2 separate regions of the Homo sapiens genome follow, and region 2 is linked to region 1. The links are chromatin contacts, found by Hi-C or POLR2A ChIA-PET in ENCODE. All regions are on one chromosome and are shown on one strand. Each heading gives the region's core, a stretch centred on a gene start or an enhancer-like site at or near the end of the contact. The rest is flanking DNA. Distances are from core to core; before and after follow the strand shown. Region 1 holds the start of CXCL12 (C-X-C motif chemokine ligand 12). Region 2 holds the start of TMEM72-AS1 (TMEM72 antisense RNA 1).

Evidence for each region. Hi-C counts contacts between places; a loop is a spot of excess contacts on that map. ChIA-PET counts read pairs that join two places held with the same protein, here RNA polymerase II (POLR2A). Pooled maps may share reads with other maps.
Region 2: a loop to region 1 is called in a map of prostate gland, with 2.8 times the contacts of the local background. The contact joins the promoter of TMEM72-AS1 here to the promoter of CXCL12 in region 1. A Hi-C loop is called at or near these places in 1 of 168 maps with a recorded cell type or tissue (prostate gland) and 1 of 50 pooled maps. POLR2A ChIA-PET finds 5 or more read pairs at or near these places in 1 of 52 experiments (WTC11).

Annotation. Positions count from the first base shown.
Region 1 is chr10:44,382,419-44,387,921 of GRCh38, reverse strand. It overlaps CXCL12 (C-X-C motif chemokine ligand 12), which reads left to right and starts at 2,825. Exons shown (of 3, transcript NM_199168.4): 1 at 2,825-2,977. The coding sequence starts at 2,917. RefSeq lists a silencer at 1,087-1,296 and enhancers at 3,190-3,881, 3,882-4,575, 4,576-5,269.
Region 2 is chr10:44,956,664-44,962,198 of GRCh38, reverse strand. It overlaps TMEM72-AS1 (TMEM72 antisense RNA 1), which reads left to right and starts at 2,510. Exons shown (of 8, transcript NR_033842.1): 1 at 2,510-2,607. RASSF4 (Ras association domain family member 4) reads right to left here and starts at 2,397. Exons shown (of 11, transcript NM_032023.4): 1 at 2,333-2,397. RefSeq lists a silencer at 2,427-2,646 and an enhancer at 2,424-2,718.

The sequences.
Region 1 (5,503 bases), core at 1,576-4,075:
AAAGGACACAGGGAAAGGGGTGGGGAACTTCGCTGACCCGAATTTGAGAGGTACCCCTGTGGCCGAGTGAGCTGGAGACATGTCAAAATGGCCTGGTCTGATGGCCGCCTGCCTGTGCAGGCGGTGCGGAGGCCCCCAGAGTGTACAGGGTTTTATTTTATTTTATTTACATATTTACATATTTATTTATTTATTTACATATTTGTTTATTTATTTATTTTTGAGACGGAGTCTCGCTTTGTCACCCAGGCTGGAGTGCAGTGGCGCCATCTCGGCTCACTGCAAGCTCCGCCTCCCGGGTTCACGCCATTTTCCTGCCTCAGCCTCCCGAGTAGCTGGGACTACAGGCGCCCGCCACCACGGCCGGCTAATTTTTTTGTATTTTTAGTAGAGACGGGGTTTCACCGTGTTAGCCAGGATGGTCTCGAACTCCTGACCTCGTGATCCGCCCGCCTCGGCCTTCCAAAGTGCTGGGATTACAGGCATGAGCCACCGTGCCCGGCCAGGGTTTTAAATTTCAATCGCCAATTGTAAAATTGTGAGGCTTGTACCTAAAATATGGATCCTTGGCCACCCTATTTAAAATCCTAACTCCCACCCCACTTTCCTCTGCTCCATCTTCCCCTAGCATTTAATGGCCTTCTAAGTATTTTATGCGTAATTACTTATGCTTAGCGCCATGTGCTTCTAAACGTTTAGTGCCTTTTCTAAACTACTTCAAACATGTAGCCCAGGTCTAGCACATAGTGGGTGCTCAGTAAGTATTTAACGAACGACTAGCGGAAGGGATGGCCCCATGGGTGCCACAGTAGCTTCTGTTCTGGGGCCTCAGGGCGCCTGCGGGAGGGGCAGCGGCCAGGCCTGAATCCCTGGTTCGCCCTCGACTCAGCCCACGCGGGCCTTTCAGGCTTCTGGGACAGATCCTAGGTCCAGCTGCCCACCTGATTTTGTGGCAAAGAAAAAAAGAAGAAGAAGAAGCGAGAGGCGATGGCGTTTGCTTTGGCCAGATTTAAGGGCAAGCGAGGCTGCGCGCGGCTCCCGCAGGGTCGGATCTCCGAGCTCCAGGGCGCCCCTCCACCCGGGTGTAGATTTCCCGCGGACCCCTTCGCCCTCCCGGGTTTCATCAGCTGCGCAGGAATGGAGCTGGCCAGAGCTCTGGGAGCGGGGAGGGAGGCGCCGCCACCAGAGGGCGCCGGAGCCCCAGCGCTGCGGCCGGTGAGCGGCCAGGCTCCCCGGCCCAGCCCAGCAAAGGCCTGGGGACGCCCGACGGCTGCCTTCTTCACTGGACCTCACTGCCTTCAGTTCTTTAAGAGCAGGGCCAAGTCAGTGGGGTTCCCGGCTCCAAGCCCAGTGCCCAGGGTGGGTGGGTGGGTGGGTGGGTGGGTGGATGGATGGATGGATGGATGGATGGAGTGCCGGCCCACAGCCATCTAACGGCCAAAGTGGTTTTGGAAAAAAAATGCACAGAAGACACCTACTCCCACCAGCGGAGTTCCGGAGCCCTCGCAGCCTCCTGTTGACCGCTCCCGCCTAATGCAGCCGCTGACCGCCCACTCCCCGACGGCCAGGACTCCCCAGGGACAGGGACGTGTCCCCAGGGCAGGCCCCTGGATGGACGCGGCGACTGACCCCACTTCGCTGGACGCTGTGCTGGGAAGGACACAGAGAGGTGGCTGGGGCAGCCTGCGGTCACAAAGCGAGGCCCAAAGGGGCGCTCTCCTCACCCCCACGTCTCCTGGGTGCCGACCTGCACCCTCCCTTCGCCACCGGACTGGGGCCATCTGGGATGTCTCGGGGGTATCCGGAGGGCTAAGCACCGCCGAGGGACGGCTCCGTGGGAAGAGTTTTCTGGACCCAGAAGGCAGACGCCAGTAGTACTGTCCTAGGAGTCGGAGGTCGGGGTGGGGGAGTTCTCAGCTCTTTGGGTCGCACGGAGCTTTTCTTGGGTAAGGCAGTAAGTACTTAGGTTTAAAGGACTTACTTACAGCTACCATTTATTGAGTACTGTCTGCTTGTCAGACACGATGCAGAGAATTTCGCGGCGTGGGGCGGGTCTCATTGAATCTCCCGTCCCACTCCGCGGGGTGGGCCTGTGATTAGCTCATTTCACCATTGAGAGGTCGGAAGTACAAAGGCTACATTCGCTTTTACTGAGAGCCGCCGGCGCCTTCTGCTTTGTTTGTACAGGCGAGGAAACTGAGGCTCGGCTGGTGGCGCCGTGGGCTTGGAGTCCGAGCCACGCTGACTGCAAAGACGGGTCTCATTCCCGCAGATCGAGCTCTGCCGGCGGCTGCGCCGCAAGCCGGGCAGGTGGCGAGCTTGAGCCCCCACGCACAGAAAGCAGGACCCCCTCGGCTGCCTTGGGCCGCCACCGCCAGCAGGCCCTCCGCCCGGGACTAACTTGTTTGCTTTTCATTGGTTCTCATTCAGTTCCCGCCATCGAAAGGCCCCGTCCCGCAGCTTTCCACGCGCGCCCCACTTTACGCCTAAGGTCCTCAGTCTCTCCAGTGGGGCCCTGTCACAGGGACAATAAGCGGCCCTCCAGCCGGCGTCGCTCAGGCTGCGGACCTCACTGCAGACCGGGCCAGCGGTGCGGGGCCCAGCGGAGCCTGAGAAGGTCAAAGGCCGGAGCGCACTGCGCCTCGGGAGCACAGAGGGAGCGGAGGAGGGGCGAAGGGGATGGGTGGGGGGTGCCGCCGAGGGAGTCGCGCGTCAGAGACCCCGGCCACGGCCAGCACTCGGCTCCGGGCCCGCCCCTCACCGCGCGCCCCGCCCCGCCCCGCCTGGCTCTCCCCTCTAAAGCGCCCGGCGCGCGCCTCCCACCGCCGCACTTTCACTCTCCGTCAGCCGCATTGCCCGCTCGGCGTCCGGCCCCCGACCCGCGCTCGTCCGCCCGCCCGCCCGCCCGCCCGCGCCATGAACGCCAAGGTCGTGGTCGTGCTGGTCCTCGTGCTGACCGCGCTCTGCCTCAGCGACGGTAAGTGCGCTCGGCGGGGAGGCCCTGGCGAGGCTCTGGGCTTCGGCTCCCGCCCGGCGCAGAGCCGCGGCTCCTCTGCCTGCGCCCGCAGTTTGCGCCGCCCGACACAGTGGGGGTGGAGGCAGCTCGCTTAGCTGGGCGCTCTGGTGCGGTGTCGCGTTCAAAGCCCTACTTTTGCGCCGAGGGTTTGTGACCTGCAGAGAGCGACCGCCTGACCTCAAGCTGGCTGCAGAGCGAGGTCAGCCGGGACAACTGGGCAGGAACGCCCCAAGAGAGCGTTCGGGACTGGCGCGGGAAGGCGCGAGGGTGGGGAGCCGCGGACCCCAGACCCCTGCCTGCCCACCCTCCACCCACTGCCTTCCCGCTGCGGGCTCGGTTTCCACAGGCGAATGGGCTCCGAGGTCCTGCTGCGCACAGTGCTGGAGGTCGGGCGGTGCATGGCGAGAGCGCGCTTTGCAAAGTTCGCCTCATGCCGCGACTTGAGGCTGTGAGGTCCGATGCAGCCGCGCAGCCTCCGCTCCCTGCGAAGCCGATCCTCTCCCCACACCCTCGCGGGGCTCTTGGCCAGGCGCGGGCGGGCTGCGCGGCGCAGCTGTCGGGCTTGTGCCACCCGCCAGGCCGCGCTTCTGCACAGCTCCGCGGTCCGCAGCGACGCGGACCTGGGCGCGCGTCCAGCCGCTGTCTTCCTGTCTCTTCTCGGGTTCACCTGAGAGAGGCCCAGGGACCCTCCGAGCCTCACACGCCCCCTCCCCAGCTCCCCAAACACACCTGCAGACAGGCTCTTTTGTCACCAGCTGGCCAAGCGCTTTGCCCCAGAATGAGAGCTGCAGCAAAGTTCAATCTCCAAGGCCCTGGGCCACTGGGAACCGTGGTGTCCCGTTTCACTGGGAGAGGGCTTTTTTCTTTTCTTTCGCTGAAGAGAAACTCGCTGCGCTGTCACAGGACACCGATGCAAACCAAAATAAACTGTTGCCTCTGAACACACAAAACAAAACCCTGTGGCTCAGGCCGCTGAGCTTCCTTGGCTGTGAAGTTTCCTGCAAAGAGTTGAAGGACACTCTGAGTGCTCTTGCAGCCGCGGGCTGTGCAGGCCCAGCGCGCCTCGAGCCCTTGGCTGGGTTGGTGCAGACGTGGCCCCGGCGTCCTAGCTGGCTTGGACTGTGCGCTGGTGTGAGCAGGACCAGCGCAGCTGAGTCGGGCTGGAGAAGCTGGGCAGCCTGGGGTCGTGGCGGACTGCCTAAGTGTTAAGGACACAGACTGAAGGCAATTGGGAATGTTCGTCGTTGATGAAAAGTCCCTGAGGCTGTGTCTGCACACTGACCCCCCCCCCCCCCCGCAAGTCATGGGGCATGTTTCTAGTTTTTATTGCTGGATATTCTTCTGTTCCTGTAAGGTCTCTGGTTTGGGCAGTTATTGACTGATTGGTGGGATGAGCGCGGAGGTGTCACAGTGCGCCGCTCTGGGAAATGGTGCTGCCCCCTCCCCGGAGGGCTGGAGAGAGGATTGGAATGAGGAACCTCGGTCTTTGAGTTATGGGTGCAACTGACCTGGGGGAAGCACAGAGACGTGGGGTTCATCCCAGACTCCTCCTGGCCTGGGAAGGGTGACATGGCCCTCAGAGTTGCCCCATTGGCAGCCAAGTAACCAGGGCAGGAGCCTGGGCTCCAGGCAGATCTGCTCCTTACACACATCGCCAGAATGTTTTGTTTTGTTTTGTTTTCCCCTCACCTCACAGTGCCTATGTGCCCCCTATCCCCACACTTAGTCCTCAAGCTGCACTACAGAGAGAGCTTGGCCAGGGGTCCTGCCCCTCCCCCATTGGCTGACTTCCGTCAGGCAGCTGGGCCCTTGGGTTTCCCGGGCTTAAACTCAGGGTGGGCCCCCTTCCCAAGCCTGCTTGGAGGGGCCAGCTGGGCTCCTGTCTCTGCATTAGACTGGAGGGCTTTCTGAAAACTCCTGGAGCCAAGCTCACCCGGTCCCAAATCCGGGGTACCATCAGAGCCAGTCAGGACTCTTGCCGGTACACGGATTTACATCCAGAACGGTTGGGAAAGTTAGTCTTACTGACAAAAAGCTGGAGGAAGGAGCACATGAGGTACACACGAGACCATGTTCTTTTGGTAAGCACACCTGGGGGCTCTGTCACTTTAAAAAGACCTGTTGAAATTCGCTGCTTGACAGGCGGGCCTTAGGTCCTGGGAGTAGAAGCAAGAATTGCTTTTGAAGGAAATGGATAATCCCAGGGGGTGGAGGGGGAGAGGAGAGAGAGCCTGTGTGTTGAGCTCTGAATAGGCTCTGATTTCTGGCCTCATCACCACTGCTTGGTTGGGGGGCCAGAGGAGCTTCTCTCCTCTGGGCGCTGGAGAGTCACAGCCCCACCCATCCCAGCGGGGGCGGCTGCAGCACTTGCCCTTGGCTGCATATCTTCAAGCTCACTGTTGCCGGGAGGGGGCTTGTGCCTCACTACCGGCCTCCTATTCTCCTGCTCCACCCCCAACCCACCCCCTGCCTCAGCTTGGAAGGGCC
Region 2 (5,535 bases), core at 1,261-3,760, 570 kb before region 1:
ATTAACTTGGCCTGTGATCCTAGCGTGTTGCGCCGTCTCTTGGGCATCAGTTTAGCCAGAGCTGTTGTGGCAGCTGATAGAGAGTCTTCAGGGCTCTTCCCAGCACTGCAGCTATGGGGCTCAATGACACCCCACCCCTGCTTCCCAAGGTCAGGCAGGGCAAAGGGAGGGGGTTCCGGGCCTCTTCCTCAACAGTATATCCTAGGGCAGAAGGTGGGACAGCCAGAAAAGGAGACCCCGGGAACTACAAGTTTCTCTTTTACAAAAATAAGAAAACTGTTGAAGCTTTAGGAAGTGCAGCCACTTCTTATTTGATTTTCTTTATTTTAAAACAATTTCCCCAAACATACTCTGTGAGAGAATAACCACCTAGCCTTTGCAAGGCTCTGGGTTTAAAGCTCTGCTCTGTGACTGCCTGGCTCTGTTACCTTAAGCAAGTCCAGTTCCCTCTCTGAACCTTGGGCTCCTCATCAATTAAATAACTATAATCCTCGATGACTTCTGTGAAGACGAATGAGGAGACCTGTAAGATGGGCCTTGTGTTGGGCTCACCCATAATGAAAAGAGGCTCCCATTACTATTCTTATTGACACTGGGAGTTGGGGGCTCTGGAGAGACTGTGGAGCCCCAGAGATGGGAATGTGAGGCCTGCCTGCAGGAGTGGCCATGAATGAGGAGAGAGTCTGAGCTGACACCTGAAACCAGGCCCCAGACCCCAGGGGCCCAGGGCAGAGGGCTTTCTGGCAGATCCCCTAGTTAGGTCTCCCCTTTGAGGCTTTGCACGTCCAGAATCTGAACTCTGACACACACCCAAGTTTCGTTCATGTTCTTTGTTATCTGTCATGGTCCACTTGGTCCTGACCCAGGGCGACCCTGGACCTTGATTCTGTTCTCGACCTCCAGGCTACCCACTGGAGCTTCATGGTGGAAATACAACCCAATCTCCTGAGTTTCAGACAGACACTTTAATCTGTAGCATCAACCTTTTTGTTGTCAAATCACCAGCACTACACACTGAGAGAATTATGGCTAGAACTAATGACAACAGCCTTCACATACACTGACAAAGTGCTGAAACAGCCCATGACAATTTCCGGCCAGCATTTTTTTAACCTAAGTTTAATGAGTTTCATCTCTCCTCTTCCCTCCCTTCCTCTTTCTCCTCTGACCCTCTCCCTTCCTGTCTTCTCCCCTAACCTGCTGTCCTGGCAGAAGTAGCTAAGGAACCACACAGAGGAACAGAAGGCAGGATGGTCTACATTTACCTGTTACTTCACCAATTCACTTCTAACTTAAAAAAAAATGGTTTCTGGCAACAAATCCTGATTGACACCTTAGTACTGTGGGCAGTTAAACTACAGCAAAGCCAGCGAGGGGCTCCTCTGTGAGTGCAAAGCATAGCTTTGGAGTCTAACCTGCTTGGGTTCAAATTCCAGAAGCCCAGCCCTTATTTGCTGTGCGACCTTATTTAATTCCTATGTGAAATGGGGCTCCTGAAGCTGTCCTTACTGTGTTTTAAGAAAGTGCTGGCCCTGGCCTGGGCACTGATTCTGGTGTGAGAGGAGGCCTCCCTCCCTCCGCCGTGCCAGGTTAATGAAAACACTGAGGCATGTTTTGGAAGTGGGAAGTGCAGGATGGGACCGGAGTCAGGAGCCCAGAAGAGCAGGGCAGCAGGCAGGCTGACCTTCGGAGACTAAGGGTGAAGAGCAAGAGACTCAGGGGCACAACAAGCCCTGGGTTCAAATCCTGGCTCCATCACCAACTCATCCGGTAAAGGTGGACAATTTTATAACTCTTTAAGCCTCAGTTTTCACATCTGAAAAGGGGATAACGAAAGTAGGACTCTCACTTGCTGTGAGGAGTAAGAGGCATATCGTGTTAAAGCACTTGGCCCAGAGCAAGGCGAGCCCTCTACAGACAGCGATTGTGAGACAGACCCCCCCTGCTGCTATTATCTTGGCGTTCGATTTCCATCAGTGAAATCAGAGTTGTGCCAGAGGCCTCTAGGCTCTCTCCCCAACTCTAGGATCAGTGCTTCTAGGAAACTGGTTAAGGACAAGGTGAACAAAAAAGGTGTAGCCAGTGGCCGGGCTCATCTGTCTTGCTCAGGTTGTAGCCCCTAAATTGCTTAACAGAGGTGCCAGGCGCAGTGCCCCCTCTCAGCAATGAGCCCGAGGCCCGCAATGCGCCAGGCTGGCGGGGGAGGGACCCTGCGCGCTGCGGCCGAAGGGCACAAGTGCCCAGGCTTCAGCGTCCCTGCCTGGTGGCAGTCCTGGGTCGGAGGGGATGCTCCATGGACGCCCAAGCACTCTCCTGCTCGTTCATCACTCACCGTCCAGTCATCGCGCAGTCCAGAAGCCACTGCATGTGTCGTGTCCTCGCTTGCACCGGAGCTGCGCCCGCAGCGCCTGCTGACCCCAGGCTTCAGCTGCTCGGGGCCAGGCCCGCCCCTCGCCCCGCCCCTCGCCCCTCGCCCCGCCCCGCTCCCCGCCTCTCGCCCGGCACGGCCAAAGGTGCCGCCCCGGTCTCTCCGTCCCGCCCCGAGCACGCCCCTCACTCCGCACCGGCCAATGGCACCGCCCCGTCCGCCCCGCTCTGGGAACGCCGGTAGGTTCCGGGTGCAGGGCGGTGGCCTAGGGGCGGCGGGGAAGATTTGGGGCCTGCGACCTGCCAGGTGTCCCCAGGCCATTGTTCAGCTCGCCGCGCGCTCCCGAGTTCCCGAGGGCGCCCCGGGACGCGAGGAGAAAGCAGCCCGACTCAGCCCCGAGAGGTTCGGTGTGCGGGCAGCGGCCAGGGACTTTGCGGGGTAGCGCGGACTCCTGGACTTCCAACAAGGGCCGCTGCGCAGGCGCTGCAATCACTGCAGGCACTTGTCTGCATGCCTGGTGGGGCTTGGAGTCTGGGGAGGCTTATCAGTAAAGCCCAGAGCATTTGCTATTTATTGCTCAAGGGGCACCTTTGTACAGTCTGGCCGTTTGCTTGGCATGGCCTCTTAGAACTCCTTATTGTTTAAGAAATCCGATCTGGTGAATAAGAAGTTAGTCTTTCTCTCCCAGTCACTGCCTCCTGGACGAATATTTGCCAGCACGGAGGCAGAGAGGACAGAAAACCACAAGCCATTTGGGGAACTGGGAACAGTTCAGTGTTTCTGGGGTGTGGGGGTGTCAAGGTGGGGGATGGGGTTGATGGAAAACATTTGCAATTTCTGCTTTACCTCACGATTCCCAGCTCTGACCTCTGGACCTGTTCTCTCCCACCCCTAACATAAATCATTTTAGTTTCATTCAGTGTGCGTTTCCTAATATTTTTAGGGTCTCATGGCCATTTTAGAATCTGATATGGATCTTCTAGAAAGTGCAGGTGGCCATATGCACCAAAATCAGCCTGGGATTTGAGTCTCATGGGTCCCTGAACTTCGACTTAGAGGGGCTGTGCTAATGCTTGTATGGCTGCTGTATGACTTATGTTGGAACCCCCACCTGCAAAAAGTGACAGGACTGAAGATACCCAGTCCAGGGGCCCTCCCGTTTCTGCGTTTGCTTGAATTTTTGGAGAATGGCCCATCCTTTGACAGCTCTGAGGCTCCCTGTGGTTGGTGACTTGTCATGACACATTTGCTCTTCCACAGCCCTCATCAAAGCTGAGACAAATAATCGGGTGCTTCCAAAGGTTTTTTAAAAGTGGGTAAAATTCAATATAACTGTCAACCTCTGAGCATGAGATCCTAAGAATTTAATCACTCCTGATAGGAGAAGTAAACATAGCACCAGGGTGACATAACAGTTTCCCTGGGCTCTCCAGAACTCGAGTGTGAATCATTCTCTCTGACCTAATTAATGCTGTTCACAGGGCCATGACTGGCTCTGAGTGAGGACTGGGTTTGGGACAGCAACCCCATGTGTCCTGTGCACCCATTGTGGGCTCAGACACTATGCTAGTGCTTTACATTGGGGATCCCATGCAATTCCCCCAGCACTCCTGGGCAGTTGGTGTTACTGCTTGCATTTTTTAAAATTTCCATTTTTATTTTAAATTTAGGGGATACACGTGCGGGTTTGTTACAATTGTACATTGTGTGGTACTGAGGTTTGGGATTGATCCTGTCACCCAGATGGTGAGCATAGTACCCAATAGGAAGTTTTTCACCCCTCGCCCCGCTGTCTCCCTCCCACTTTTGAAGTCCCCAGTGTCTATTGTTTTTATCTTTATGTCTAGGTGAACCCGATATTTAGCTCTTTTGCTTGTAAGCGAGAACATGTGGTGTTTGCTTTTCTATTTCTGCATTAGTTCGCTTAGGATAATGGCATCCAGCCACATCCATCCTGCTGCAAAGGACACGATTTTATTCTCTTTTATGGCTGTGAGTGCTTGCATTTTACATCAGACACAGGTGTCCATTGTCAGCGTCCTCCCCTCAGAAGGGGAGGGTCCATTGTCAGACCCCTCAGAAGGAGGGGTCACCTTTTCTTTCAGGGTTCAGTAGAACTGGGTGTGGTCTCCAGCTCACTTATGGTGGAGGCTACAGATACTGTTGGTTGCCAGCCAATGTCCATTTCCTTCTTTGGAAAAAAGAAAGATAGGAAAGAAGGAAAAGGACAAAAAGGAAGGAAGGAAGGAAGAAAGGGAAAGAGGGAGGGAGGAAGGAAGGAAGGACGGAAGGAAGGAAGGAAAGAAGGAAAGGAGGGAAGGAAGGAAGGAAAGGAGGGAAGGAAGGAGGGAGGGAGGAAAGAGGGAATGGGGAAGAGAGGAAAGAGAGAGGGAGGGAGGGAAGGAAAGGAGAGAGAAATACCCACTTGTCTGTAGCAGCAACATGCCAGCCCCTAGTTATGGCTCATGCCCACTTGTATTTTTCATACTCTACTTACAACCCAATAGTGGGTCATGAAATTAATTTAGTTGATGATGTGACTAGTACTTCAAAAATGCAAGGGAAAATACCAGTGTACAGCACAAATAGTAAATATAAGTTGTGTTTTGTGGAACTTTTTGTTTGCATTGTTTATGTTTCAGTTATGTGTGCTTCTTACTGTGGGTTACAGTTAAAAAAAACAAAACAGCTGTCTAAGTCTTGACAATCCTTTTCATAGCTTTTTTTCAGTGAAGCTAGAAGTGGCCATACGACCTACTTCTGGACGCAGAGATGGGGGAAGGTGTCCTGGGGGAGGAGAGATCTGAGGGATGGTGAAGATAACTTTTGCTTTTCTGGTAGAAAGAACAGATGTCTCTCCTGCCTGCCTGTCTCAAATGAGGACATGATGTGTAATGTCTGGAGCACTGGCAGCCATGTTGAGATCATAAAGCAACATGTCCGCATGCTGAGGCTGGCAGAGCATAAAGATCAAAGGTGTCTGGATCCTTCTTAACATCATGGAGCTTCTGCACCAACCCTGCACTGCCTACTCCAGACTCCCTACCATGGAGAAAAATTAGCCCCTATTTCTTCAAGGCAGAGGTTGGTAAACCTTTTCTGTACAGGGCTGGATAGTAAATATTTTAGGCTTTGTGGGCTAAATGGTCCGTGTCACAACTACTCAC